Regions from separate parts of the Mus musculus genome. Here region 2 is linked to region 1. Evidence: chromatin loops called from intact Hi-C (ENCODE). Cell type or tissue: heart. All regions are shown on one strand. Links, peaks and the distances in the headings refer to the core of each region. The heading gives the core; the rest is flanking DNA.

Region 1 (15,655 bases), core at 2,880-10,879:
AAGGAGAGACCCTCTCCAAGTTTAGATCAAAACTCTATAAAAGACAGAAAGTATTGTAGTAGTTATTTACAAAAGGAGATACAGAGTTACCAGTGGAAGGGCAACTCTGCTTCTGGGGATAATCACAAAAGAAAGGAAAGCAGGGCACAGCAAAGATGTTTGTGCAGTGTTAAGAGAGTATCTGTCTCAATGGTTACAAGTAGCAAGATCTTCCCCAGGCAAGAACACCAAGTGCTGACTCAATAGCAGATGCTCAGTCCTGAAAACATATATGCAAGGAACATTATACAGACGATGCAGGTTCTTACTATTTAGGAATAGACATAAGTAGATATATATATACATACACTTACATACACACACACAGAGACACACGTTTGCATGTAACAACAATTAATGAAAAAAGGGTTATGACTGTGAAAGAGAGCAAGGAGGGGAATATGGGAGGATTTTGAAGGAGGAAAGGGAAGGAGGAAATGATGTAATTATATTATAATCTCAAAAAGTAAAGGAAACCATTTTTTAAAGTTGGCGACAGCTCAAACATATGTCAACAGATGGATAGAGACATAAAATGTGGTCTGCACACATGGGCTAGCACCATTTGGCCTTCAAGAGGATGGAAATGCTAGTGTGCGCTGCAATGTGGATGAAGTATGAGGATGCAGTGCTAAGTGGGATGAGTCAGTTACAGGTGTCTGTGGTTATCAAACTCATACAAGAAGAAGGCAGAGGGGCTGGGGATGTGTTGTGCGAGTGCTTACCATAGAACCACAGGCTGGACTACAGAATGGTGGGGTTTAGATCCCCTCAAAACAAAAAAAAAGCTCTGTGTTTCTTGTATGAGGCTGAGTTTGATCCCCAGGGCTGTCAGTTTGATATGGTGACATGTGCCTATAATCACAGCTGGTGGCTGAATCAAGAGTTCCAGCTCAGCCGGGCGTGGTGGCGCATGCCTTTAATCCCAGCACTCGGGAGGCAGAGGCAGGCGGATTTCTGAGTTCGAGGCCAGCCTGATCTACAGAGTGAGTTCCAGGACAGCCAGGGCTACACAGAGAAACCCTGTCTCGAAAAACCAGAAAAAAAGACCAAAAAAAAAAAAAAAAAAAAAGAGTTCCAGCTCATGTTAAAGCCAGCCTGGGCTAAAAGAGACCTGGTCTCAGGACAAAAAAAAAAGAAAGGAGGGAGGGAGGAAGGAGCAGGGCCAAAAAGGTGCATGCCTGTAATTCTAGCACTTGAAATGAGAGGCAGGAGGATTGGATGTTCAAATCCAGCCTGAGCTCCGTAGTAAAATCCTGTCTCAAATTAAAACTGGGGGACTAGAGAGATGGCTCAGCCGTTGAGAACATTTGATGCTCTCTCGGAGGAACAGAGCACCCATGTTGGTGGTTCACAACCACCTGTAACTCCAGCCTCAAACAAAGATACATACACGGACACATAACAAAAGCCAAAAATAAATCTATTTTTAAAACGGTAAAATGGGGGCGGGGGTGGAGTTTAAGAGTAGGGCTCTTGCTTGCTTGGTATGTTCCTGGCTTGGGTTCAACTCCAGTAATGAAAGAGACAGAGACAGAGACACAGAGAGAAACAGTGAGACAGAGATAGCAGGCAGAGACAAAGAGACAGAGGAAGGAAGGAAAAGAGACACACAGACAGAGAGGGAGGAAGGGAAGGAAGGAGGGAGGGAGAGAGAATGTGTCTGGAGGGGGATATGGTTGTATAGAAATGTCCTTAATGCCACTGACCCCTGCGGATTAAAGCAACTGAAGTAGTAACATTTGTATTGTGTTTATTTTATAATAACCACAGTAGAACTCACGTGACCAAAGCACTGGGCTGGTGACAGTTAGCCGGCTGGACAGAGAAGGCCTGTGCCTCATCATGTTCAGCTCACTCTTCAGGAATTTTAATGACCTGACGCTTCAGGGAGTTTTACATGGACATCTTCCTATTGAGTAGTTTCTGCAAGTCATATGGTAAGGGCAACACATAGAGACGGAGGGCCATGGTGGGCACCTTATTCATCACTCTGCAAATACTCAACAAACTTCTTGGAAGGGAGGGAGATGCGGTCCTGTCTCTTTCACATCTCCCCCTTTTCCTCCAGGCCTTCCTTCATCTCTCTCTTCCGGCGCCTATTTTCTCCTGGTAGACACCCCTGGCTTTTCAATTCTAGGTTCTTGTTCTGCATTTGGAGATCAGTAATAACTTGTCTGGATTCTCTCCACTATTCAGGGACTGTTTCAAGGACCCCGGGAAACTAAGAACTGGGAAATGCATTAAAGTATGCCGGCAATATGTTTATTCTTCTTGTTATTATTAAGAGGTTCCTCTGGGAGTCACCAACTCCACAGGGGCCATCTACCCTGAGTAAAACCAGAGGGATCTGTTTGCCTGGTTCCCACGGCTCACTCTGTGAACCTTTCTCTGTGCCTAACCCTGCGTTCCTGGGGCACTTGGGGGGCAGTGGAGATCCACATCCCTAGGAGTATTCAACAGAGCTGACAGTCACCTGGAAGAAGATTCCTGCTCAGGGAAGGAATAATTCCAATTCTCTTCCTATGCTAAGAGGCCACTGGTTATCACATGTTTAGGACTCAACTGATGGGGAAACCAAAGTGGATTCCATAGTTCCCTTGCTCCATGACTTGGCCACCTCTCTGAGTTTGGGGTACCTCACTCAAGGTCTTAACCTACACGCTGGAGGATCTGCTGCCCCTGGTGCTAACCAACAATGCTCTAAAACATCCACTGCTTTTCACTGTGCCATAGGCTAGGCCATAGGAGGAGACCCTCCTCCCCTCTGGCCTGTAGGACCACTTTTCTAAGGGCAAGCCTTGGGTACAGCAGCAGGTTGGGGGAGGAGCATTCTCCCAGTAAATGATGATGCCCTAGGAGTGTTCCGCCTGTGTGCAGTCCTTCTGAGTGACCTTGGGCAGACTCGGCAGAACCTCCTGGATGTGGATTTGCTTTAAAGAGAGAGAGAGAGAGAGAGAGAGAGAGAGAGAGAGAGAGAGAGAGAGAGAGACCAGCCAGTGCTTATGCCCCGACAGGGCTTTCTTCCACTTCCACACGTACCAAGGAGAAAAAGCCAGCCACCAGCCACGGGACTCGCTGAATTAATGAATCACTTTTCTTATCTATTTTTTGCTGTTATCTAATTCTGAGAGGGAAGCCGGGAGCAGAGGGAGTTGGGAGACGTAGCTCACAACGTCTCCCTCCCACCCGGCTCAAACAGGCTGGAATCTCTGGGCCTAGAGGCTGATCTGTCCCTGAAAGCTGGCCTCCAACAAGCTTGGAAGAGCTTCCACCTAGGGTGAGTCACCTCCAAATGGCCCTCCTGTCAGGAGGCCAGGAGAAACAGCCAGGGGATGGAAGCCACAGGAGCACTGTGCATGGTGGAGAGGAACCTGGGAAAGAGGGAACAGAAAGGCTTCCAGGGCGCCCACCCAGGCTTTGTGGGATAGGTGCTGGGGGCTCTTCAGCCTCTGCCTAGAGGAAAGAGAACAGATTATTTCTAGGACAACCTGCTGAGGTTCTCTCTCTCTCTCTCTCTCTCTCTCTCTCTCTCTCTCTTCTTCCACCTCTTCTGTTATTCTTTCTTACAGTTGGCTGGCATTTTAGTTTCTCTATTTCCTGGTTCATTGCCTGATTCCTGTAGTTGGAAACTAATGGCAATGGTTGGTCGCCACCCCACCCAAAAAAACCAGGGGAGTGGATGCAGGCTGACCACAGAAGCCAAGCAGATTGAAGCAGGTGCCACTGGGCCTTTGCTCCCTCCAGCAAACCCAGATCGGTTCGCTGGGGTCCCCTATGGTCACCCGTGTCCTCTGGAGGACTCAGGCAAGTCCTTTCCAGCCAGGCCACAGTTCACTCTGGAAGCGTTGGGCCAGGAAGTGTGCAGCCGATCCCCACCGGGCTGTATTGGTTAGTTGTGAATGGTTCTTTCGGGATTTGCGCCTCCTTTCTTTGCTCAAGCAGGGCAAGGGTCAGCCAGCTGCTGTGTGGGTTTGATTTTCATTGATTCCAGGGTCGTGTCTAGCTGGGTAGAGATGGGTCCTGTAGGTGTATGGAAGCAAGCATAAAGCATGCTTTCCGTTCACTCTATGTGAGGAGAAGCCTGGGGCTGTGTGGACTTTTGCAGCTGAGTCAAACCTACCTCTCTTTCCTTCTCAAGACAGAGGTGGTGGGTGCCAAACTTTGAATCCTATTATCCTAGGAAAGAGCTGAATAAGGGGAGTCAAGACAGCAGTGGTCTCTTTGAGAACAGGACTTGGAATAAGGAAGCCGGAGGCCTTGGAAGAACTGCAAACAACTCAGGTCCTTCCAGGCTGGCAGCGTTGCTGTCCAGACCTCCTCTACTTGCTCAAAGGCTGACAACAGACATCTGGGCATTTTTGATACTGGTACATCTTCTGGCACTGGGTAGGCTTTGGTGTCCAAGTGTCTAGATTCCCTTGTACCGGTGCAGGACACATTGCCTCTGCAAAGTAGAGATTATATTCCCCTGCAGTCAGTCCCTCTACCCCGGAAGCTAGCATGGACTTCCAGCAGTAAACTCAAAAGCTACCTGGAAATTTACCCTTCCCCTCTACCCTGTACTGTCAGCACACCACTTATTTCCTCCTATTCTCATTCCCCAGTACTCTCAAAAAAATTTTTTTTAATTAAAAAAAAATAAAGCGAAAAAGGCATAAAAAAATACATATACCGATTAAAGGAAAACCTTACTGTAAGGCTTGTATAACTTATGGTCACTTGTGTCCATTGTCCACATTGTTGGTATTGCTGTTTAGTAGTTGCAAATGGTTAGTTTCTGCTATCTTTATTTTGATAAATCAGTCTAGGGCAGATGGTATTTGAAAGCTCCCCTTTGTGAGCTTGTGTTTTACGGGCTCATTGCCACGGGTTTCGCTCTTCTAGGAACATGTTCTGAACATGTTTTTTGTAGTTTTGTATCGCATTTAGTGGGATCTTAAAAACAGTGTTCTGTGATTGGCACGAAAGAAATCCTCAAGAGCTGGTCCCGTTGTGTCTCTCGGGGCCAATCAAATACCCATTTCCAACGGCTTTCTAATGCCTGGTTCTGTTTGCACAGGAAGGGAAGTCACGGTTTGCACCCGTGAAGTCTGGGGAGGTTCAGAGCTGGGAACTGCCCAGAGGAAGGGGTTCGGGGCTACAGCCATCAATCTCCAGTTGTTTAAACATAACGCTAAGTGGAGACTCGAGGCAATTATCCGAATAATGGGGGAGGGGCACTTTCACCTGCATTATCCGGATCGAAAGTGCGGTGTGGTGACAAATCCGGGGCTTTTTAGGCCCTGGTGGTTCTCAGCGGTCTTGGGAATTTGAACGGCTTTTCTGTCGGTTCTGCAAAGGAAATTAAGGGAGATTTCTAGAAAGGCTTGACAGGCTATCCTGCAAGGGGGTGGGGGGAAGGCTGGGGGGCGCCGCGGGACTCCCGGATCTTGGGTGATAAAGGCAGGGGGCAGATCTAAGATCAACAAACCTAGCGGCGTCAGGCTTGGGCAGAGGGTAAGAAAGTTCAGAGATGGGCGCCGGGGAGAACCACAATCCAATCGGTCGGTCAAAAGAAAAAGAGGTGGGGGCGTCAAGCAGGGAGGGAGTAGGGGCGCGGCCGAGAGTCTTCTTGCCTGTAGACCGAGGGCCCCCAAGTGTCTGGCGGCGGGAGGTGGGGATAGAAACACCACCACCAGTTAAGTTTCTCAGGGGACAGAAAGTGGCACTCTTTAAAGGGGTGGATGCAATGTGGGTAAGGAGGTGGGGACTCTAAATAACACGACCTCAGAAAAAGCCTCTGTACTGCCCAACGAGACAGAACTGTCTCCAAGTGAGAGAAGTTACAAATGAAGACAGTATTATTAATGTTGTCTAGTTAAATCCTTGATGTGTGTCGCTAGGTAGCTCACAAACTCCTCTTGCGTCCTTGATTGGCTTGTTTTCCTCTCTCCCCGAACGAGGAGGAGAAAGATGGGAGAAATATGCCCAAAGTCTAGCCAAAAAGCTGAGACTAGTCGCTGAGTGACTCCTCTACAGATTAAGTCTCCTCGAGGCCCCGCGATCCGGGCAGCAGCAGATTGCGCGGATTGCCTGCGGAGCCTGGGCTTCGCGGACCTCCTCACACTGAATCTGAGTTGTGGTGGCCGGGCGGCCCGGTGGAGCAAAGTGACAAAGGCTTGAGCAGGGTCCCTTTCTCAAGGCTGGGAATGTCCCCGCAAACGGGTTCGCTACCACTTTACGTGCCCAGCTCACCACTTAGCTCTGGGTAGAAAATTCGATACCAGATTGCTCCTTTCAACCCTGGTGGCCCAAGTCTCTTTGGGGAGGGGGTGGAGATGGCGAATGGATGGGTCGTGGCTGAAGAATAATAGCTAGTCCGCTTCCTTGCTCGCAGGGTTGATGGGCTCGGACGCTTGGTCTACGGGCAAGAAAGTTTCAGCCGAGACCACTCTTGTGACCTACCTGGGCCATCGTGCTTTGCGCCTGAAACTCCTTGGCAGAACAAAGCCCATGAGTCGGATGACCTGGGACCGTAAGAAGAGCGGTCTGCCTTCTCTGCCTTCTCTTCTACCTGCTGCCCTCTCTTGCACCTCTCCAGGTGTCCTAAGTGGTACCCAAGAACTCCTCTCCAGGGCAGTTTCCTTTTCCCGCTTGGGGTTTAATAATAAAGACACTGAGGCTTCTGTATAGTATAATGCTGTTGGCCTGTTTGCCGGGGCAGTCCCTCCGCTAGCTCACCAGACTCAACCCGACTTCCTCCGCCACCGTGGCTCTCCACGTGGCTCTCTGCTCTACTTCTCTGCCCTGCTCCCGAACTCGTAGGAAACTTGGTACCCATTTCTTCCTACTTTGCGTCCGCCCTAAAAAAATTCCCAGCCAGAGTTGCTCGGTGGTAGCCCGCTTCCACAGAAAGGAAGGAGAGAAGCGTAGGTTTAGGGGTGATTTAGGTCAGTGTAGTAGCTTTCCAAGCTTTCCCTCAAATGTGCCCCCAACTTCTCAATACCCCTATGGAAAAACATTCAGTGGAAGGGACTTAGCCACCCCAGATCCATGACGCTATACACATAATCATTCAGGTCTTTCTATGGCCGAGATTAGTGCAATATTGAGAGAGTCACGATTAACACCTTAATACTAGGTAAGGTAAGGAGCCGGTTGATGAGTGGCCAGAGAAACTGGGACTAAGGAAAATTTCTTCCTTCATCTGCGTTCTTGGTTCCGGCCTCCTGCAAATCAGAAATGTCTTTGAAGATGTATATTTCTTGAACTTCGGGGAGTCTGGCTTGTCTAGAAGAGCGGAGTGACTTGGCATCCGCGTGCCGACATTCAGGGAAGGACACTGTCCCTCCATTCGCAACCCGATTCTTAACAAAACTCCGATCTTGGTAAAATTTCGATCTTAATAAAATTTCTGGCAGAGTCTCACAGTGCCGAGCATAGTGAAAAACTAGAGTGGTGGCTGCAAACACACACACACACACACACACACACACACACACACACACACACACACACACAGAGTTACCCCTAAGCAGCTACATCACTGAAGTACAGTGAAGGCTTGAGTGGACGCCGGCGCTGGTCCCTGGACCCAATGCTGTTGTTTCATTGGATACCGGGAAAGGGTGCTTCTGCCCTCTGCGCATCCTCCACCCCCCCCACCCCACCCCCGTCAGTCAGTCTTAGGAGCGTCTTTATTCATTCTGTACAATCTACTTAGCCTGGTTTTCTCCTTTCTCTCCCCATCTCTCCTTCTTCCTCTCCCTCCTCTTCTCTCTCTTTCTCTCTCTCCTACTCACCACCCGTCCCTCCTTTCTTCCCCATCCCCTCTTCTAACTCAGCTCAAGAATTTTCCTCCTCTGGTTTAATCGAAATTGTCTCCTTCATTTGATTCCCTTTCCTCCAGTTTTGCTCCTTAACTCGTTTACTGCCTGCCAGTTACCTTCAAATACACATTGCCTGCCTTTACATCTCCCTCCGGAACCGACCGGGTCATTCCCCTTCCTCTGGGACATCATCCCCGCTCTTTACGATAAATTTGTCTTGTTCATTTTCATGTGTTACTCCCCTTGCATTGGATGAATCAAAAGCTTTCTTATGGTTAATTATCATCTCCATTTCAATTTCTAAATATCAAACTACATCGTAGCTAATTCGTTTTCTCTTAAGGAGTTTCTGAGGCTTCTCCTCCTGCCCAAATAACTAGAACACTATAATAACTTTCCGATGGCTCCTCAGTAGTGTTTTTTTTTTTTTTCAAAATTGGGTAGTAATGTGTAAAAAAACGAGGCCAGATGCTTTATCCTGCCAAGGTATTTATTATGGCTTCCCACTAACTCCAGAGATTTACAGGAAAATGATAGGATGCAAGTGGATAATAACGACCCTTGTTCACCAGCTAAGATTGTATTTGCTTTCTGTTAGAGCTCTGTAGCTCTATCATAATAATGATAGAACAATTAGCTGTTCCTTGTAGATACATAATGATTTTGAGTGCTTCTTATTTGCTTTATGTGGGATTTGTTGTTAGATCACACATGAGCATTTTTATAGAATAGTCTTGATAGTAGATGAGTTGTGCTCTCAGAAAGTGACTGGAGGCAGAAACATTAGCCTCTAAGCTGAGAAACGGAAAACATTTTCTCTTAAGAATCAATCAAACAACAACAAAAAATCATTAACTCTTAAGAGAAATCTATAACAAATTTTTATATAACCAAGATCATTAGCCAAGCTCGGCGCCTCCCTCCTTTAATCCCAGCCCTGAGGAGGCTGAGGCCACAGGGGCACCAGGATTTGAGGCCAGCCAGTCTGGGTTACAGATTAAAGACCACCCCAACTCCAAAACAAACAAAAACCAGAAAGAAAGGAAGGTAGAAAGGCTGCTGGCGGGTTGAAATTTGACGTAGGGAAATCAGAAGGGGAGCCAAGCATGAACTCAGAACACTGTACTCTGCTCTCTCATGATCTGAAACAGCAAAACGGAAGGAAGTTGAACCCGACTCTGGAATTCTTAAACACTGTTCAGGCAAAACATGAAGGGTTATTGGAGGGGGCGATGTCTCAAAGTGTTTCTAGACCCTTAACATTGACAAGCAGAATTGAAGAGTTCTTGTATTTAGACTTACTCCTGAAGTCCCACAGACAGCACCAACCCACCAGACCAGGAACTACTGGGGGCCGGGTGGGGAGTGGGAGAGACTTGGGGTTTAGGGGCTGTTCTGGGAGCCCAAGTGAATGGGCCTTGGTGTTCTGCACTCTCTTAGCAATCTCTTTGGGTTTTTTTGTTTGTTTGTTTGTTTGTTTGTTTTTGTTTTTTTTTTTTTGGTTTTTTTTTTTTTTTTTGTGCCTTCCTGGTTCCCTTGTGTTCGACCACCACCACTCCCGTCACCACTACTGCAGGGGGTTTACCTCTACTGTTGATAAAGGAAGGGCTGCTATCTAATCTGGTCCGCACCAAGAACAATCCATTAGCCCTCAGTATTTAGCATTTATCCGGGGTGGGGGAGGAGGAAAAGATTATGCTGCCTCATCCTACTGCAGCCTGAGTTGTGCCTCTGAGGAGAGAGGAACGAATGAAACTCAAAAACTCACCAGGAAATCTGTGTCCCCTCGGGCTGATAAATTATATTTTCACCCGTTGCTATACCCCTTTGAGTTGGAGGGGTGGTTTTTCTTTTAAAGAGGTGTATATGCTCTTACTTTAGGTGTGAAAGATTCCATTTTTCACCCAATGTCCCTTAGGGCGGCAGAGATGGGAATCCGTCCAGTCATTCATTCTTTCGTTCATTCATTCATTCAGCAAACATTTGCAAAGCTTCACTCCACGCCAAGCCTTGTGCCTTGTACTGACAGGTTAAATTATTTGCCCAAGATGAGGGTTATGCTGACAACTGGGGCGGGACCCTAAATCAACTATTGTAGTCCTATGACTGACCGCTTCTCTTCCCCCAAGGCACACAAATCGGAGCCACGGGGAGTGGGAAGGGCTCCAGAGGTTATCAGGTCCAGCCTTCCATTCAATTCAAGAATCCCCTCCCCAGAATGCTAGTGAGCAGGCCGCTGACTCTGCCCTCCACCAGCTACGAGAGCAGCTTCCTGGGGTTCCCCTTCCAGAAAGTGGTGTAGCAGTCCAAGGTCCTCAGCTGCGCCATAATCTAGGCTTGCTCTTGCCTAAGTTCAGAGAGCCAACCCTCGTCTACTGCTGTGGTTCTGTGTGCCTGGCTCCTCCAAGAGCCAGAGGTTACTAATTCTCCCACGTAAGCATCCTTGCTTCTCCTCTCCAGTCCTGGAAGTGGGGATTCCAGAATTGATGGCACTTCCCCCCCTTGAAACCTGAAAGTGGGAAGGGCCTTGGCCAAGCTGCTTTTCCTTAGTTGCCCACAGGGGATGCATGTTGCCTGGTCAGAGAAAGCCCCAGGCAGTAGCCAAACAATGTCCAGAGGCTGGATTCTAGATCCAATATAGCTCAGTGACAGGCTAGGTGACCTCAGAGAGGTTATTTTTGTAGCATATTCTAGAAATAAGATGCATGCATGTGCTCAGTAGCTGAGCTTGCCACCTTTTGCAAAGATAAAATTGATCTCTAGAAGTAGTCTGAGATTACAAAAAAAAAAAAAAAAAAACCCAATGTATAGACAACAAAGAACATTCTGGAAGCTTTTCTACCACTTTACTGACTGGTTATCTTAGGCAAATTACCTTTAAAAAAAAAAAAAAGACTGTGTTTCAGTTTCCTGTGTTTTAAAGTCCTCCTAAACCGGTCTGCAGACAAGCCTCTGGGTCCCCAAAATAGTCAATAGTTAACACGGTGACATGGTAAAAAGCCTTCAGCTAGACATTAATAGCCTCGTTGATTTTTTTCTTTCTCTCTGTTTTTTTCCTCTCTAAACTTATGACTTACAAATTCTTCAGATATCAAATATGTTCAATAAGAAGCAGACAATATCCTAAGTCCACGAGCATTATCTTTAACTGTCTTATCCAAAATTGGGAATTGAGCCCTGTCAGAGGCAGACCAGGAGCTGTGGCTGTGGTCTTTTGGGTCAGTCTCCATGCAAATCCCTGTGACTCTTTGCTTCGCTGTTTCCACAGAAAGAAATGTACCCAAAGGAATTGCTGAGGCTCCTATAAGAAAATGCATCTATAACCAAATCTGAGGACTTGACAATTACACTTCAGAAGTGTGGTTAGTGTAACAAAAATTGGTAGCAACCTAGTAAACAGCTAGGATTTACTATTGTTATGCTTTCTTGACATATTTAATGAGATAGCAAAGTCTCAAAGTAGCCTTTTATTTTTTATGTTTTTAAGGTTTTTCTGATTGTTTGCTAGCCGTGATATTCCGAGCCTCCTTTGTGCTAACAATGTGCTTAGCACTGAGTCCAACTTTTAAATTAACAAGGATTGAGAGCCACTCTTTAGGAAATAAAACTCCCCTGAGAAGACAAAATAAAGCGGTTATGTTCTTCATGGTTCTTTTCATAGGTGTAGTTAAGCGTCCGGGTTTTTTTGTTGTTATCCATTCTGTCTTTTCAAATGAGCTATAAAGTGAATGTGTTTCTTTCAAATTAAAAACAAACAAGCAAACAATTTTTTGAAAGAAATGGGGAGGGCTGATCAGATCTTGAGTGGGTCTGCCTCCCCAAGATCTTTATGGCTGTTTTCAAGGTAAAGGCTGTATAGGCTCCTAACTCAATATGTATGGTCAGACTGTACAACAGCTGCGGGGATACTTCCTGCCTGGGGAGGTTGCTGCCTGAAGCCACGATTTCTATAGAGTGCCTCCCTTCCTCCTGTGGGGAGCTTCACCACCCTCCAGGCAGTCTAAAATCTCTACTGCAGCCTTGAATTTCTGAAACTGAAAGCTCTCTGTTCTGCAACGCTTCCTCCCCACTCACACTCCCTTCGCTGGCAGAAAGGTTTGGGATTTCTGAGCCAGGTGCTGGGCTAGCTGGGAAGACAAGTTGATTATTCCAGCCTGAGAAGAGGAGGAGGGTGCATTGGGGGTTAAAGGAAGTCAGACTTTCAGCCATGGCCAAGAGGCCAGGGATGTTCAGAAAGAAAGACCTTGGTAAGAAACCCAGAGAATTCTAGCCAGACCTTCAGAGAACAAAAGCACTTCAGGATAAACTAAGTGCCAGGTGCCTTTCTTTTCTGACACTGGAAACATCTCTTAGCAATTTCCAGAGGTCCTCTCACTCTGCAGGCAAAATGTAGGAGGGAAGGGGGAGATGCTAACAGAAAGAATGAGCAGTGGGCAATGCAAACTGTACACAAACAAACTGCAAAGCAGATCTAGCAGCGCTAAGGAGAGCTTCCAATGAGCTTGCTCTGTTACTTGTGTCAAAGCAACACTTGCAAACGATGATACAAGCAGCAGGTGCTAGCCCTTTCCTGGTTCCTTATTTAACACATTGCAACACACTTGCTGCCCTGAAATACCACCCGGATCATCTTTCTCCAAGTCCTAAAGGATTTTTTTTTTTTAATTCAGGATCAGCCTTGATTATCCCAGTGGGTAGATGGTTCCTGCAAACTGCAGGATTTTAGGTTTCTGTAGTGTGATATCAAACTCCTTCTGTGTTCACCTCTTCCAGTCTCTGCTGAGGTAAGCAGGACCCAGCCAGGCACCTTAGTCACCTTCAAGCTTCCTCTCTCCACAGCACTGGCGTGGTGGCAGGTGCTGTCTTGGAGAAAGAGTCTCACAGGGGGTAGGTCCCCATGCTCTTGTTGACAACCTGATTCTCTCCTGTATTTATGAAAAGAACCAAACCCACAGCAAGGAGCTGGCCATTGATATAACCCTGTTATGGCAAAGCTGCAACACAGGCAAAGGAAACCAAGAAGCAAAAAGAGCAGGGCTGGGTTGTTTCTCCCTAGCACTTGAGGAAAGACAAAACCAAACCTCATTCCTATAGATGAGAGTTGCTGGGTCAGTGAGTTGTGTGACCCTGGCTGCTTTTCTCACTCAGGTATCATTTGGCATTTCCAGAAGTGTCTCTTCACATAGCTTTTTAATCAACCAACCATAGGCCTCAGAGAAACTTCCTTAGGCGCTCAGTTTTGATTTATGTGATATAAAAATAATTTTCACTTGTAATCCAAAGGGAGCAGAAGACATCAAACAGCCCTGCTCCTGGTTCTGCTTCAAGTGCTAGGTACCAGCCCCTCATCTCTGTATTGAGAACGGACTGACCGGCCTTCTGGTGTATCCAAGCGCTTTCAGGAATGTGTTATATTTGCCCCTCCCAGGAGCCCTCTGGACTAATCAGTTGTGAGTATTGCTGTGATGGTCGAGGAAACTGAGTTGTCCTGCCGAAGGTCACATCACTAATAAGTAACAGAATTAAACTCTAATGCCTGCTTTAACTACCCCAAGCTGCCTCCCCACCCTCCCGATGCCCGAGATCAGATGGCCCTTATCAACGGCTCTGTAATTGCTCTAATAGGGGTTATCAGGATCCCTCATTTTGCCTATCCCAAAATCATGGAGTTAAAGAACAGCTCTGGATTCTTAGGGTTCGTGGAGCCCCGCCCCGCCCCGCCCCTTTCACAGGTGTGGCCCAGAGGGGTTAACGTGAACTGCCAAAGGTCAGTCATGTATAAGTGGAGAATGACCAATGTCATTTTTAAAAATTAGTTAAAAGAACTGCCTACCAAGCCCATTTTTATGGCTTATTTTAAGCAGGTTAATGAGTATACCAGGCACAGCTTTAACTCCCAACTGAGTAAATGCTGACACTAGTTTATAGATTGAGCAGATAAGTGGCAATAAGGAATTATTCATCGCTCATTTATCATCCAGCCTACTGCAAGTACAAGGTATAAAGTGAAGCAAATAACAACTTTAGAGCCCACACGTGTGGAGCAGTCAGAGCAGCAAAGACTCCATGCTCTACAAAGCTTGTGCATGTGTCTGAGCCCCACGTCTTCTGAGATGAGAAAAAGGAAAATATTCAGGGAACATATGTGCATTTCACAAACAGGCTGTGAACGTTAGACTTTTGGAGCGCACGTGCCATGCCACACATGTGGAGAGGTTGGAGTCACCTTGAAGGAGTCAGCTCTTGCTTTCCACTATGCCGGTTCTGGGTATGCAACTCAGACTAGGAAATGCTTTTACTAACTCAACTATCTAGCCATCCCAGGCATATAGAGCTCCTATTTGGTCTTCAGTGAATTCAGTCACTAATTTGTTCTTCTGAGTGATATTAAGCACCTACTGCTCCCAGAGTACGGTGGGGAATTACATTATTAAACACCAACTCTTTCTGCTACTTTTCTAGTTTAATGAGGTAGAAAGCATACACACACACACACACACACACACACACACCTAAAAATCTCAATCCCATGAGTCTTTGGGATGACAGCGTATATCATGGGCAGGGTCAGCTGGAGTCAGAAGAAAGTGTGCCTGGGAAGGAATGGGAAGAAACAGAAGGCTATCTATCAAGTCTAGGAGAGATACAACCTTGTTACAAGTCCTCTGTCCCCAACAGTGTGTATGAGAGGGCTGAGTGACATCATAGCTAGAAAAGACACTATGAATTGATAGCCTCAGCCAAGACCCTAACCCCAAAGGCCATGAAACACCAGCAGCCTGGTAGATAGCTGATAGAATCTGTCCATTCATTATTATCACATTTGGGGCATATGTTGAAAAACGAATAAATCAACAGACAATGTGCTTGTTTGGGGAGGCAGGGGTAAGTGCTAATGAATTTGCATGTGCTATTCAGAAAGCTAGCTAGCTTTTTTTTTAATTTATTAATATTTTATCAGTCCCCGTTCATCAATGGTAGACCTCAGGCACAAAGTTCAACATCAATAGCAGAGCAACCCACAAATCTAGTAAGCAACTTGCTCCCGGCAGCCCTAAGACCCTACCTTGAGGCACCACCACGTGGTTCACTGTCCAGTGTCTGGCCCGTGTCTTCAGGCACATGACCACTGACTCTACTGGAAAGAGAACTGGGAAGATATTTACTCAAAACTCCAGACTCATTCGGCTCAGCAAATTCAAGCAACGTATGCAGAGCGTGAGAATAGGAGTGTGTGCTGGTGGTGCTACACAGGACAGCAGGTATCCATTGGCCCTGTCTCGGGTAACACAGTCCATTGTGTTGCCTATGGGTCAATAACAGAAGCAGAAGAAATGTCCAGATGCCTGGGTACTAGTGACCTCCCAGGACCCTTCTTATTCATTGTGAGCACTGGAATATATACAAATCCACAGGACTGTTAGGAAGGTAACCTGGAAATACAATACTGGACCAATTTTGGAATGGTTTGTCCTTGGTCCAAGATGGCCATAGGATGTCCATGTGCCTTTACCAAATCATCAAGTCTCCACCTGCCTACACCCATGCCTAGCTGGGCAGATCACTAACCCAGCTCTCTATAAGGGGTGAAAGCTAAACCAGGTTCCCTGGCCTGCAGACCCCCATCTCAGAGGCTGATTGCTAGCCCTCCTCCCCTGGAGATCACATTAAAGTGAAGAATATTTACCCTTGAGATGCAGCAGTGAAAAGCAGGTTGATGACCCCTGGAAACCCCTAGTCTTGGCCAGCTACAGTACTAGGTATGACACTCAAAACTCAGTGACTCACGAAAGCCTGTAACCCTT
Region 2 (15,655 bases), core at 4,039-12,038, 100 kb before region 1:
ATCCCCAATTCCCTCTCTCTCCTCTCTGCTCTGAGCCTGGCCATGGGAGGGAGGCAGTTCCATACAGGCACACACCCCTTTCCTGAGAGGCCTATGAGGCATAGAGGCAGAGCTATATATGTCTACACAGATGAGTTTATAAAGCCCAGATGCCAAGGGATTCACATCATTATCTTGTCTTCCCTGTAGTGGAAGGGACTGGAATCCAGCTCTCCCGATTTGTAAGCCAGTCCCTCTTCCATTCTCAGACAGATGTTGTCTTTGTGGCTGACTTCTGTGAACTTGACCATTTCACTAGGTCCTTTTAACTCCAGCTCTCCAGACACAAGCCATACATCAGATATTGGGAGTCAGGAGCCAGGAGCTCCAGGGTCTTTGCAAACAGAAGTCACATTTACTGGTGTGTGACTGTGGGGTCCTGACCCCAGTGGCCGTGCCATTCTGTCATAGCTGCTGCCTGCTGCTGCTTACTTAAAGCACCCAGATAGGGTGTAACATAAGGCCCTTTGTCTTGTTCTGCTCTGGTCCATGTCTCAAATTTCCATTCTGATGCCTCCTGGAACCTCACACCTTTATCCGGAGCTGCAGATCTGGTCCTCACCAAGGCTCAGCACCCATAGGAAGAGCAAGCCCCGGCCATTGTCTTACACACTTTAGTGGGTGTCATCCCACACCCCAGACTGCATGAACCCCAACACATCCTGAGGCTCTGTTGCGGGGTTCTCAGAGACAAACTGGCATCTTATACAAGATATGAACTCCCATCATGCCCGCAGGAACTGCACGTTCCAGCTTGAACCTTGGGTCCAGATAGAGTGAGGCTTGAATCTGTGGTCAAGGGCATTCTTCAACATCTGAATGGCTCCTTCACTCTCCCGCCCTTTCAGGTTATTACAAAAATAACATGAAGGTGGCCATCAAGACCCTGAAGGAGGGAACCATGTCACCGGAAGCTTTCCTGGGCGAGGCCAACGTGATGAAAACCCTGCAGCATGAGAGGCTGGTTCGTCTCTACGCTGTGGTCACCAGAGAGCCCATTTACATCGTCACTGAATACATGGCCAGAGGTGGGGTCCTCTCTCTCTCTATGGGACAGAGCTTACAGGGCAGAAACAAGAGTGGAGCATGCTGGCGGATTTGCCTGGCCCCAGGGGCTCCTATAGGGGATCTGTAAGCTTTGTTTTACGAGAGGGAGGACTGAGAAAGAAGGTAGAATGGATTTTAGAGAGCTGTGTTCTCAGCTCAGGGGAATCTCAGCCTTCCAGAGACCCCCCAGTTTTGCTTCTGAGTTGTATTTTCCACTCTTGGAGCAAGCCCTGTGTTTCTGGAACCTCATTTTTGCTTCTGGAATACACACATCATGCTTTGATCCCCAGTATGATTGGCAGAGCCTTGCAAACTAGGAAGAGCTGTAGACTGGGCATCCAAAGGTGGATCTAATAATCCCAGTTCCACCTCTTCCCAGTGACGGGAACTTTTGCAAACCTGTGAACATTTCACAGTGGGGGTTGATAAGGCGAATGGGCCTGGGCGGCCTCTGCAGTGCCTCCACAGGGAGCAGTTGGCCAGGCACCAGACCTGGCTCCGACCTAAGGGACCTCACCCTCCATGGCCCTGACATCACCTTTCCTCCTGTAGGTCCTCAATGTTACCATGCTAATTGTAATAGTTGTTACCAAGAGGGGCGGCATCACCGGCTATGCTGGTAACCTGCCTCCTGGCTGCAGTTTTCAAGAGCACCTCCCAGGCCGTGAGCTCTGTGGAAGAGCCACTTTCATTACTTGCCCCAGCTCTCTCTTCTGGTGTTTTCTTGTTAATGTTTGGTGGGGAGGGTGGGAGAGGGAGTCTGTCTAGGAGGGGAGTAGACTAAGGAAGACACCTGGGAACGTCATGCTGGAAAAGAACACTAGCCTTAGGCCCAGAGCTGGTCTATCCCAGCTCTGCTGACTCAGGAGACCCCAGATGTGCCCCTGAATTTATCTGAGAACTAACTTTTAAAAGTCTGGGAGCTAGTGTTTCCCTGAAGCCTGAGGCACCTCAGCTGTAGGCAGATCACCACCCCTACCTCCTCACATAGACACAGACCACGCAATCAGAGCCAGGCTCCATCCAGTCACTTTGCAGTTGCTGTCTTTCTTCTCCTAGGATGCTTGCTGGATTTTCTGAAGACCGATGAAGGTAGCAGGTTGTCCCTTCCAAGGCTGATTGACATGTCAGCCCAGGTTGGTGAGCTCTGAAGCAGAGCGGGAGCCTGAAGGGGGGGGGCGCCCCACTCTGTGCTTTGTGACTGTACTGAATTCCCTGGTAGGAGGCTGTGCTCAACTGTGAAGGGCAGAAAGCCTGAAGTAGCGACCTCTAAATATATAAACCCCTAGAGAACAGATGAGAGACTTTACTCACTGATGTCCTCTGCCCTGATAGCATGGTAGATGCTGAAGCTTCATCACCCACCCTTGACCCTTAGCCAGCAAGATGATGGTGATAAAAATCCCACCTCCTTTCCTCTAGAGACACATCCCTCCCACTCACCTCAATGAGAGGCTCCCTTGGCTGCAAGGGAGTCTGGGAAATGTAGTTCCAATTCTGGGCCGCCATGATGGAGTAGGGTAGTTCTATTTATTAGGAAGGTAGAGATGGCAGTGGATGTTGGAAAGCTGGAGAATAGGAAAGAATTCTGTTTTGAATGTAGGCAGGTATGCTTTGCTCTGACTTCCTTCTCCAATGCTCTCATCCTGTCCTAAGACCCCCTAAATCTTGGTATTGGCCTGGAACTGACCTCAGCCTGATGAGGCATGAGCCACACAGAATACAAGGCACAAAACTTTCTAGGACCACCTTCTACACACACACACACACACACACACACACACACACACACACACACACACACACACACATCACTGTCCTGGATTATTGGCCTTTGGTTCCCTCTGAATCCATCCATGTGTAGACCTCCCCAGCCTCTGCTAGAAGAGTGCAGAATTGAGATTGGGCAGTATCTTTATCCCCGGGGGGATTTTAGCTGAGGGTTCTAACTGGCAGGAAGACACATCTGGGGGCCCTGAGTATGACTGTTGAAACTGGAACTCTCAGCAAGAAAGCTGTGGTCTGTGGCCAGCCTGCGAGACACACTGTCAACACACAGAGAGCTATAAAGGGGAGCCTTCCCACCCACACTTTAACCCACTTGCCCACTTTAACTTCCGACCCTGTCCCACATTATCTGCAGCTGCTATCAGCCCAGGAACTGAGGTCACAGTGTCTTTTTCCACTGGGGTAGCAGAGATCTGTTGATGCAGCTGTTAGGATGGACACAGAAACTTAACCCTGGCGACTGGCTTTGAGTCAGGCATTGGATGGACAGAAGCTGGTCCGCCTCTGCAGCCACAAGAATGGTGGTCCTATACAGTGCAGACTGCCTTGGATTCTTCCTGTCTGCACATTTCCAACCAGAGTCCCAGGACCAGCCCTTGTCGGAGGCCACGTCTACCAAGACTTTTCTGGACAAGAGGGAGGGGTTGTTGGCTCTGCTCTTGAGCAGTTTGCTGCTCATCAATGGATGAACAAGCCTCATTAATGTCTTTGGGTACAAAGCACCAGGGAGAAGATCTAGAGAGAGTCCTGGCTCCCCTTTGGCTTTGTAGCATCTTTTCTACAGACGCAGATTCGCGTCTTCTATGTTTGTGTAGGTTTTGTTTTTTTTTCCCTAAAGCTGATTCGTACGTGTTAGCTAACAGTGTGAGCATTGCCAGGGCTCCCTAGATAGAAGCTGTTTAGTTAGCCCTGGCTTTCCAACCCGCAGAGTCCCACACTAGCAAATGCATATTGACTGAGTGGTTTCGCAAGGGGATAAATGAGGAGACTCATGCATAAAGCAGGGCCCTGTGGAAACAGATGCAGGACTGGGGCCTGGTGTGCAGCTCAATAGGAGAGAAGTTGATAGTATATGTACCTAAGTTCCTGGGCAAGTAGGATCCATCTAGAAGCTGGCATCCTGCAAGAGCAAGTGAGAGCTGAAGTCACCTTTTCCATCCATCAGTGAGTGACTGAAGACTTAATGGCCTGGTACAGGTGCTTGGGACAGACAAGGCTCCTCTTCAGTGAGAGTCTGCTCCTCTGGAGCACCTGGGGCAGGGGCAGGGGCAGGGGCAGGGGCAGGGGCAGGGGCAGGGCCTCAGCTACAGTCACCTTATTCAACACTGACCCTAACCTTGGGTCCCAGAGATGGCTTCTCGTGCTCTGGGTAATAACTATGACCTCTCAGGGAAGTGACCCAGCCCATTGGACATTGGTGATTCCAAGGCATGGTTGGCTCCTCTGAGAGAAGTGTCCACTGAGGGAGTAGCCCTGCCCTTCCGTGCTATGCCCTGTTCGTCCTTTCTCCTCCCTGTCTCATTAGAGGCTATCTACAACCCCAGCCTTCTTTGCTATTCCCAGTCCACAGAACCTTGGAGACAATTGTCTGAAAAAGGGGGACAGGCCTGGGGATGTCAGCCTAGCTTCTCTGCTGCCCTGAGTCTGGGTTGGTCTCATGGGAAGGGGTGGATACCTTCTCTCTCCCCTGGGCAGGGCATGTGAAGCTGGCCTTATGAGCTGGTAGGCTCCATCCTTGCTGCCCTTCACCATGTGACCTGTCCCCTCAGGTTGCAGAGGGGATGGCTTACATAGAGCGCATGAATTCCATCCACCGTGACCTGCGGGCAGCCAACATCCTGGTGTCTGAGACGTTGTGCTGCAAAATCGCTGACTTCGGCTTGGCCAGGATCATTGACAGTGAATACACTGCCCAAGAGGGTGAGCAGAGTGTGTGAGTGTACACACACTCGCGCGCGCACGCACACACACACACACACACACACACACACACGAAAGCCTTTGAACGTCTCAACTCTCTGGAGCCCCCTTGAATGTCTCCTTGCTGTTGGAGATGACTAGGGAGACCCATGGTCCTTGTGTTTGGTCCTTTCCCACCCAGCTCAGCACTTCCTTTCCCTAGATGGGAGGGGGTGGCAGAGAAGCAACTCAAGCCCCTTGGGAGTCTTCATTCAGAATGGCCTTGGAATGCTCAGCTATCTCCTCCCCATCCTGGAGACTCCAGTGCATATAAATCTAGAAGGATGGAGGAGAAGACCTGCACTTTCTTCCCCTTGTTTCACCCTCTGATCCCCAGACTAAGTTGAGAAAATCCTCCTGTGGAAGGAGGGTGTCAGGGAGCACAGGTTGGAAAACACAGCTCTAACTAAAGCATGAGCATCCAACCCTTGCACCCGAAGGGTTGCATGGATGCTCTTCTCTTACTGTGAGTGAGGAAAATTGACTTTGCAGGAGGACTCTGGTACATTGATCAAGCAAGCAGTACTGGTTTAGTGCATTAATCAGTGGATTCAGGAGGAGAGCCACATCTTAGGGGCCGATAACCCCCTCAGGGGACTTCCAACTGGCTCCCCAGACAGTGAAACCATCAGGGGGGAGGTGGCCAATGCCACCTCAGCCTGAGGTTGGCTCTCAGTGCCAACCAAGGCTGTAGCCATCACGGTCTGAACTGAGATGGGCCTTGCTATCCCTCCACACAGTGGCCCTCAGAGGTGTCTGTCTGAGTGTCAGGTTTGCCTTTTGCAGGAAAGCACGGACTGAAGCCCGCCCATACCACGGTCCCTGCCGCTGGACAAGGCCGAGTGAGATAGGAAAGGATGCTTCCATCCCAGATGGACATGCACAGGGCTGGGGACATAGCTCAGTCAGCAGACTGCCTCTCTGGCATGAAGCCCGTGGTTTCATATTCAGTGGAGTATAAATGGGGCATGCTGGTGCATGGCTGTGATCCCAGCACAGTGGAAGGTGATGGCAGGAGGATTAGGAGTTCAAGGTTACCCCTGGCTACGTACGCTCTAGTTGGAGGCCAGTCTGGGATATACACAAGACTCTGTCTCCAAAAAATCAAAATCAAACAAAACAGTAAGTCAGATGGAAGCATATATGGGTGGTACTGGTTTTGTTGTTGGTTTTGTTTTTGCTTTTTTGGTTTGATTTGGTTTGGTTTTTGGTTTTCAAAGACAGGCTCCTCTATGTAGCCCTTGCTGTCCTTGAACTTACTCTGTGGACCAGGTTGGCCTTGAACTCAGAGATCCAAATGCCTCTGCCTCCTAAATGCTGGGATCAAAGGTGTGCACCACACCACCCAGGGACATCAACACTGTTTTTAAGAACTCCTAGGATAGTAGCAAGTGACTGTGTCTTCCTATATCCTCATGTATCCAGTGTACACATCCTGCAGGCCCTCCAGTGGGAACGGGCAGATAGGGGCAGGACTCTGTGGGTTGGGGGTAGATGGTTGGCTGTCCCTGGAGCTACTGCACTTTCCTGGCAGGGGCCAAGTTCCCCATCAAGTGGACCGCCCCGGAGGCCATCCACTTCGGGGTGTTTACCATCAAGGCTGATGTGTGGTCCTTCGGAGTCTTGCTGATGGAGATTGTCACCTATGGGCGCGTTCCCTACCCAGGTAGGCATTGTCCCTGTCCTTCCTACCATCCTCCTGGGACATCCTGATGGTGACTCGCCAGGCTCACTGACTGTGGGTATGTCACACTGGTGAGAGCAGGGTCCTGTCACAGGGACTGAAGCCCAGCCCTGCATTGTGGGCTTCCTCTCCTTCTGCACACTGCTCAGGGCCACAGGAAGAGGGAGAGGGGGAGGAGGAGGAGGGGGAGGGGAGGGAGAGGGGGANGTANATGGATAGGGAGAGGGAGAGGGAGAGGGAGAGGGAGAGGGAGATGGAGATTANGGTGGAATTAGATGGCGTAAGAGACAGGTGTAATGGCTCAAGCTTGTGATTCCAGCCCTTGGGAGGCTGAGACAGACAGATCTCAAGTTCAAGGCCAGTCTGGCCTATACAAGAAGACCTGTGTGAAAAGCCAAAGTAGTACTACGATCCTGGCACCTATGTGACCTTCCAGGGTTACACTAGCCATAGTGTATCAGAGCCCACTCTTTCCCTTCTAGTGCCGGTCAGGGCCTAGTCTAGTGCCCTCAGGGCCAGTGACTGCACTCCTGGAGCACCACCAGCCCTGAAGCTCCCTGTCTGCCCTCCTGTAGGAATGAGCAACCCTGAGGTCATCCGTAGCCTGGAGCACGGCTACCGAATGCCATGCCCGGAGACATGTCCACCGGAGTTGTACAATGATATCATCACTGAGTGCTGGCGGGGCCGGCCAGAGGAGCGGCCTACCTTTGAGTTCCTGCAGTCGGTGTTGGAGGACTTCTACACAGCCACGGAGGGCCAATATGAGCTGCAGCCCTAGCAACCAATGGTCTCTTCAGGGCTCCCAGCCTGAGCCTCCTTCTGGACTCTGACTTTGGGTTAATATGTTCACACTTAGCTCTTCTTCCAGGTAGGTTGCAGAATCAGGGAAGAATGGTGTGCCTGCTTCTCAAGTGAGGGAGCCAGGAGACAAAGATGGCTTCATGGTGAGGCATGAGCTCTCAAGGCACAACCTCGGTCCACCTTTCACTGGCTGTGTGCCTTTGGCCAAGTTACTTTGCTGCTCTGTGTCGTCTCTTCCTTGAATGTAAAATGAGCAAGGATTGTGTTAGAACTTACCTCCAGTTGTGTTCAGACCCCGATAGTCCCGAAATCAGTCTGACCAGTTAGCGATGGACAGGATGTCAGGCTGTCATAACCCAGAGTGCAATCAGAGCTCCCATTTCTCTCACCTTTTCAGTCTCATCAGCAAGTGCCTCCCTGTCTGCTGCTTCAGAACTATGGGTCAATCCTCCAGGTCCCCTGGCTGTGTGCCCCCTACCCATCCCTGCATGCACACTTTGGGACTTTTCTATAATAAAGTCATGAGAATTGTACCTTTCCCCTGGTCTTTACCAGTGACATGAACAGATGTGGCACACGAGATGTGTGTAGGAGGTGGGGAGCACCTTGCCCCAACCCTACCCCATTCCTCAGCAAAGGACACTGGGTGTGACTGACACTGTCTTTCCTGGCCAGCAGGTGGCGATCTCACCCCACAAACCTGTATCTGGGACTCCATGGACGCAAGCACCTTGAGTTCCAAGTTTCCCTAGAACATGGACAGAAAGCCATGAGATGGGGCGGTGATCTCCCCAAGTGTGGAGGCTCTCTCGCCTGTTTTTCTGTCTCCCATTCATCCTGTTTTGTTTATATAGGTGGGGTGGGGGGATAAGTTTATAGAAAAATAAGTAGAAAGGGTCCAGTCTCCATAAACCCTCAACCCTTTTAGATGTCAGCACCTTGCAATAGTGAGCCCACTTGCTCCTCCAGAGGGGCTGGGATCAACACACTTCACACTTGGGTTCACACCCTACCTATACTCCGTGTTCCACCAAAGCACAAGATGATGGATCCATCAAGCCCAAATTATACAGAATAGTCCTCCTGGCCTCAGAATCCCCCAGTGTCTCCCCTCATGCCAAGGTTACAGGCACCCACGCTCATGATGGCATTTTACATGAGCACTGAGGATTCAGATACAAGTCCTCATGTGCGCCGGGCAAGCATTCCCCCTAAGCCCTATCCACAACCCGTGGCTTTGTATTTCAATGTTCCCAGCTGGCACTGATGACTGCCCAAGGATCCGGATTTTGGCAGCTGAGCTGAGTGAGCTACTGAGGGATATTATTTCTCAGGAAAACTGGCTCTGTGTGACTTCCCCATGGCTCTCCCCAGGTCTGCTGTAGAGGTGACATCAAAGGCTGACTTACTCCTCTCAGGGAGGAGGGCCTTTCTCCTTCCAGGTGATGCTGGAACCCACAAGGGGTCGCAATTTGCCCGCACTGACTGAAGGAAGTTCCCTATGTTCACAAATTTATTCAGGACAAAGATCCTTCCATATCCCAATCCGAAGGTCACGTAGGAGAGTGGGTGAGGGATATGTAAAGAAAAAGAGGGAAGCAGAGAAAATAGGAATGATAGGGGAAGTGGCTGTGGAGTGTCCGTGTTCTCCCAACACAGTGGTGGCCGTGTGAGCCACTGGCAAGGGGACTACGTATGAAACATCTGATTATATGATGATTGCCCCTTGCCCAGAGCTTGTGAAGGATACAGACTGAGCCTGGGGACCCTAGGACCATTCTTACCTGAGACAGGCATTTGTTTTCCTAGAACCTGGGTACATCACCTACAAAATGGGTGAGAGTGGGTTTCTGGGATCAGGTAAACCCTGAGTTCAGGACAAAGCACTTCCTCCCACAGGCTATGTGGTACAACAATTCACACCTCTGGGCCTCAGTTTCCCCATTTGGGAAATGGGCCCACAGCAGGTGTGTCTTGTTCTGAGCCTTCATCTCAAAGTGATAAAGAGACAGAGAGACAGTGCAGGAGGCAGCCCAGGAAACAGGAGAGACACACAGACCTCCCACCTGGTCATTGGCATAACCCACAACCAACTTGAGTCAGAGTTGAACATCATTAAAGAAAGGTTGACACTCCCCCCCCCCACACACACTGTTTAGAATATTCAAACTATGCAAATGGGACCTTTATAAACAGTCATTGTTGAGTATGGAGTGCCAGTTTATGCAACCATGGGAAGCACTCATGCTACAGATGAAGACTCTGAGGCCCAGAAAGGCGAAGTGAACTTACCATGCAGCTGGTAAGAGGCATCCATCTTTGGAGAAAGACTCTGATGATGTCAGGGTTGGGAAGCTCACCGTGTGCTGGGGTGGGAGAGGAGGAGGTAGGCCTCCTCTGGTCTCACACAGTCCTTGCTGATTTGTCGGTCTTCCACGGCTGCCTTGTAAAGGATATCGGGAGGAATCACAGTCCCGCTCCAAAATGCTTTCTGGAAACCTCTTGTCTATTCCAGCATGAGCTTGGACCTCTCCCAAGTGGGAAACGGAGGTCAAAGGAGGTGTTTTCCTGGGGACCTGGGGTGGGTGGCGTGGGGGACACTCCTTGGCCTCAGCTTCTTGATGACAGATGGTGGCATGCTCTGGGGTCTTCAGAAAGCCGGAATGTGATGAGATAGACATGAATGAACTCTCCATTCAGACCGGCTGCTCACTGAGAAGTCCTGGTCCCTAGGCAGCCACTAGGTGCTTCTCTGAGGAGCAAGAGCACAGGATGGTGTCTTTAAAGCAGCCACGCCTACAAAAAGAGCTGCATTTGACAGCACGGCACTACCCAGTTTGTAGGGCCTTCCCGTGCTGAGTCTGGCCTTGGATGTCTTTACTTATCTAGACAGCAGACAGGAAGAGACACCCAGACTATAGTAGTTCACTACTGTACCCCTAGGAAACGGGATGGGGACCTTTACCCCCAACACCAGCCGGGTGCCCAGCACTGTAGAAAGAAGCCCTGGGGGGCAGAGGACAACATTCATATGAGAAATGGGCAACAGGGGCATCAAGCAAACCACAGGCCAGCAAGTGGACTGAGGGATCATAAAAAAATGACAGGAAGGAACCAAGAAAGGGAGAGGCAGGCCCTGCTGCTGGATGGGGTCCCAGCTGTCCCTGTCTTGAAGAAGTCACTATCCCGTGATTCATAGAGTCACATCTCTGCCTGATATCCCTTGAGAGTATCCAGGACACTCTGCCCAGTTAAACTTGAGGGTGCGTAAGCCATATAGCTGTCATGGACAGCAGAGACTTTATTACCTCCTGAGGTCACACTTAACCCTGAGAAGAAACATCCAGGAATAAGACAGGGCCTCTCACAAGGGGACCATCTCTCTTCATTCCATGAAGCAAGAATACTGTGCTCCCAGACAAGAATGCTGGGACATTCCCCAGGCCATCAGTGCCACCTGTGTGTCACTGTGCCTAGGCTTCAGACATGTTCCCCACAGGCACTTCCATGGGGTGGGGTGGGGGGCGTAGGCTGTAGTCCTGTTCTCACTTTGTCAGTGGACAAGCCAAGAATCTCAAGGTGGGCTTCCTGACAGTCCTTCTTGCTGGGACCCTGACAGGTGGGCGAAGTCTTTCCCTGACTCTGCCGTGCCTTTCCCAGCTAGTATGTCCCCGGAGAAGTGGAACCAGATAACACAGAAAACTGTAGCCTGGTCAGAGGGTGGCCTCAGAATTCCCAGGGCCTGACCTCAGCCCTTGTCTACCTTGCCACACGTGGGTCAAGTCATGGAGGATCTAGCTGTGAAGGAGCCAACCCTTGGCTCTGCCTTAGCTGGGCTGGGGAACTCTGGTCAATTGCTTTTCTTCTCCATCTCACGGGGATGGAGATGTGTAATGTTCTGAAATCTTTAGGCACAAGGTTCTACATGCAGCTGGATGTCAATACACACACATTCCCTTCGCTTGGACACACTTGATAATGGAAAGTTAGGCTCACCTTCCCTGGAGTCACGGGGGTGAGGGTGGGGTGGAGGCCTAACTTGTCAGATTTTAGCTCCCCAACCCTCCCAATGTGTTCTCCCTCCTGTCCAGCTTGCACCTTGGCCTGTGGACCCACCAGGTCTGTGTAGGCTACACAAGCTGATGGAGGCTGACAGGAGCCAGTCTCAGGGCTGGGGGAAGATTCCTGAGGACTGATGAGGTGGAAGGAACGCTGCCCAGCAGCTGACAGGGATAAGGGAGGTAGGAGGGCGAAGAGAATACACTATCTCAGACTGCTGCCTTCGAGAAGGGCCAGGGTACCATCTAGGGCCATCTCTGTTGGAGCCCTTGCCAGCTCCAAGGTCAGTCTGCTCTTGTGGTTAAAATTAGCCTCCTGATCATTGCCCCGGACTGTGAGTGGCCTTTTCCCATGAACCTCCAGGACTTGGTATGTCAAGACCCAGCTCGGCTTTGTGCCCTCTGTTCTCCAGAGAGCAGGAGACTGACTACCTATGAGATTGTTCTGGAGGTGATGATGGCAGGGCGCAGGTGTGTGCAGGCATGTATGCAGGCTGCGTGTGTGCATGTGCCAGCCAACCCAGGAGACCCAGGCAGGGAGTGATGGTACAATCCTGTTAGCTTATTAGTATCACTCCTCCATTACACTACGTCTCACTCAACTCCCAGATTCCCGGGTGACAGCTGATGGTGTTTCTCAGGATATTTCTGGCCCCAGTGCTGCACAGTAGCCCCACCCCCACCCCTACTCCCACATGCCAGGCGGTGTTTGCATGTGTCTGAGTAAGTAAGCCAGGAAGAGCAGAAGGCATCTTTGACTAGGCTCTGCCCTCTGGTAAGTTAGGCAGTGTCTATTTCTCACTACGACCCCAGCCCATGGCGCAGGAAAGGCTCCACTGTGTTTGCACTATACAACTGAATGGCGGAGGAGCCAGTGTTTTACTCTTTGCCCACGGTCCATAGATAAGGACTCATTAAATCCGAATAACCCAGGGACCAGGGAAGCAGGGTTCAGTACAGGCTGGAGTGCAAGGAAAACTAAGACAGAGAAGAATCTCAATATTCACCAATCCAGGCCGGACATGCCCAGGCTCCAGCCTGCTTGCCATGTGGCCTTCTGCAAGGCAGACCCAAGTTTAGCTTCCCTGTGGTAAATGCGTTCTCTAACAGAAGCCAGAGGGGTGTGATGAAGCCTCTGAAGTCCTCGGTACCACAGCATGCAGCCCTGTAAGGTGGCTGCTAGGGTTTTACAGATTGAGTTGGAGTGGGGGGCCGTGGCTATGAATTAAACAGCCTGAAGCAGATACCCTGCCTGTGAGTCCTGCTGGCGACTCTGAGTGACCTCTGATCAAAGTTAAGGTAAGTGTCAGCAGGGAAGAAAATATTTGCAGTGCCTGTATAACAAAGGATTACCGCAAAGAAAACCCAAGGGTGGGGTGGGGGCTTCCTGTTCCTAAACACCCTGGAGACAAGGGGTAGATAAGAGTAGAGCAGTGTCGGGAGAGCCCCTCACAGCCTGGAAACAGAGACAGTGCTCGGTGCACAACGCAAAGGAAACGCAAAATAAGCACAGGTGCATCAGGTCCTGTCACGGGACAGCAAGGTGGCATGCGTGCCAGGACAATACCTACAGAAGATGCAGGGACCCACTGGTGTCATAAGGTGATGTGTGTGCTCTGTGCATGCTTGTCACACATGCACACACTCATGTGCACACACATAGACACATGTGCATGCACATTCATGCACACACACATGCAGTCAAGTGCACACGTGTGCACACACAAAGACACATGCATGCACAAAGACACATTCATGCACACACACACACACACGCACGCACTCAAGTGCACACATGTGCACACACACATGTACACACACAGACACACGCATGCACACAGACACATGCATGAACATTCATGCACGTGTGTGCACACACACTCAAGTGCACAGTGCACACACACATGTGCACACACAGACACATGTGCAAGCACACAGACACATGCATGCACATTCATGCATACACACACACACACCTGTGGGGTTATTTCTTGCACATCTGGAAAGCTACCCTTCAGCAAAGCATACACTTTCTCCGAAGACAGACAAAGGCCTGTCTTCAGAACCTCGACATTCAGGCATGTAAAGGCTTCAGGGATGTTAACTGACTGCTTTTTGATGAGTGGGCTCTTCAATAGGTCAGGACAGGAAGATATGAGCCAGAAACACAGGGTGGGAAGCAGAAACCATACCTGGACTGAGTCCATGCACAACTGTATCTGTTAGACGCATACTTTTGTAAGCAAGCAATGGAGGATCACATGGTACCCACCCAAGACAATCTCCTGACCTCTGGAGAGGGGTGGGGGTGGGGGCTGCCTGGGCTGCCCTGGGAGCGAAGGTGCTGTTAGCTCTTCTCTGGATACACTAATGAGTTTGAAGGAAGAAAAGGCCAGGCCTGTGGGTCGTGGCGGCTGATCTGTACAGTCTTGCCTAGTGGCAAGAAATGGACGATGTGACCCCCACAGGGTTGGGTCCCACCCTGGAGCTCAGTACCAGGCCTTATGCACCAGCTGGGCTCCACCCCACTCCAGTCCATTTCTGCTGCATTTGCCCTGTATTATCTGTGTTATCAGTTCTCTGTTGTGTCACTCGTCCAATAAGGGGGAAGCAGGTGGGGGTTCCAGGGAGCTCGTCCACCAGCCCCAGGCAGTGCGTAGTGGCTGAGGCCAGCGTGGGGAGGGTACTGTTTGAAGGCACCCACCAAACCCAGCACAGCTCAAAGACAGCTGTCATGTTGTCCCTTCCCTCTCCTTTCCTACGCTCCAGGCATTGAATGTGGCCCTACTGTGCACCAAGTACTGACTGAAGTAGTATCATCTTTATAGAGTCCTATCAGGTCAATTCCAGAGTGCTCCTTCACAGATGAAGACATGCTCAGAGATAGCAAGGGACTGAGTCACCAGAAAACACATGGCAGAGTAGGGACCTAGGGTACTATTACTGTGTATCCATGGGCAGACAAGGACTTCTGTTCAGGTCCCAGTGGACCACAGCAGTGTCAGCCCTGGTCTCCTCTTGTGCCTCTCACCCCACCAGCGACTCACTCTGTCTCTCTGTCCTTGGAAGTTAGGCTCAAGGAGGAGAATGTCAACAAGGCATTGACAAGCCTGCCGACTGTAAGTGGGAATCTACTGAGTTGAGGCGGTGAGAGGAATGGAGAGATTGCTTGATGGGATGGATTGATGCCCTAGCAGGGCCCCCTGGTACCCAGGCTCCTCTGAACTAAGCCAGGCTACTTGCCAGTCTCACTGTCCCTCCAGCAAGACAAGTGCAGTAAAAGTCCCCCCTTGGGAATAAGGAAAGTGGCAGGTGTTTCTAGCTTGCTCATGGGAATGCAGGAATTCTTGTACCCAGAACCCAGATGAGCTCACAGGGTCAGGAATCGGCCATCACTAGCCTTCATCATCACCATCACTACCACCACCGTTATCTCCACCACCACCACCATCATCATCATCGTCACCATCATCACCATCATCACAGTTATTGACACCACTTCCATCACTATTATCTCCACTGTGCCCAGCACCATCACCTTCATCATCACCACCACCATCATCATCACCACCACCATCTCCTCCATCACCATCATCATCATCGTCCCTTTCAACATCTTCTTGTCGTTGATGACAACTATTCCCTGCACCTCTGCTTGCTCCCTCCCTTTAAAACAGAAGGGACTGTATAATGTCTTTCACATCTCTTCCAACTATGTAATTATGACAAACCAAAGTGGAGTTTTTTAGACACTGTTCTTGGGGAAAGAGCATTTTCCAAGCTGGTGCAAAAGCGTCAGCTAGAGAAGGTTTTCAGTCTGGGATGAGGATTTACAAAGCCTCCGGAGACCTGCCAGAGGTGTTTAGGAGCTGCCTACTCTTTAAAAACCAGCCCTGGAGAGGCTGCTAGCCTTTCTCCAGACACGTTTCTCCTAGAAGGCCTTACTTTTAAGATCTTCAGTTTAACAGCACAAAGGCTAGGGTGTGGGCTCAGGGTCCACCCGCCCCCAATCCCAAGAGCTAGCACAGCTTCCAGAAGGACGACCCTGTCAGGTGGCCACTCAGAGATGTGCTCAGGCATCTAGGATTTGGACAAAATCCTGGGTGAAAACCTGAGGAGTTCAGACAGCACGATTCTGTCTTTACAGAGGTCACCAGAATCTCGGAGATTTAGTTTTATCCTCACTTGGTTTTGGAATCACAATTCCCTCTGGGTTCTGCTGCCATTTCTGAGAGGCAGATGGTGTTCTACAGCTAAGCACAGACCCTTAGACCCT

What was found. A loop is a pair of places that touch in the nucleus more often than their neighbours do. Peaks named below come from ENCODE experiments on the same cell type or tissue, not always from the same donor. Only the 100,000 strongest peaks of a DNase experiment are listed, where the experiment ranks them.
Region 2: a loop joins it to region 1, with 5 times the contacts of the local background. A loop is called at or near these places in 3 of 42 quality-filtered maps.

Annotation. Positions count from the first base shown.
Region 1 is chr14:63,259,248-63,274,902 of GRCm38, reverse strand. It overlaps a transcript of Gata4 not described here. Among named protein-coding and RNA genes, the nearest start is that of Gata4, 22 kb to the right of the region's middle. In heart, for the core only: a CTCF peak has its summit at 10,420; DNase peaks (open chromatin) are centred at 3,342, 3,872, 5,712, 7,592 and 6 weaker places; H3K4me3 peaks cover 7,620 bases; H3K27ac peaks cover 7,896 bases.
Region 2 is chr14:63,365,035-63,380,689 of GRCm38, reverse strand. It overlaps Blk (B lymphoid kinase), which reads left to right. Exons shown (of 13, transcript NM_007549.2): 9 at 888-1,067; 10 at 2,146-2,222; 11 at 4,644-4,794; 12 at 6,368-6,499; 13 at 7,093-7,853. The coding sequence ends at 7,298. It overlaps Gm36165 (a long non-coding RNA gene), which reads right to left. Exons shown (of 4, transcript XR_874703.1): 2 at 9,614-10,073; 3 at 8,022-8,069; 4 at 7,494-7,558. Gm46458 (predicted gene, 46458) reads left to right here and starts at 9,537. Exons shown (of 2, transcript NR_168493.1): 1 at 9,537-9,623. RefSeq lists an enhancer at 10,845-12,901. In heart, for the core only: CTCF peaks have their summits at 7,980 (motif pointing right) and 8,780 (motif pointing right); DNase peaks (open chromatin) are centred at 5,739, 7,999 and 11,659; H3K4me3 peaks cover 3,079 bases; H3K27ac peaks cover 4,090 bases.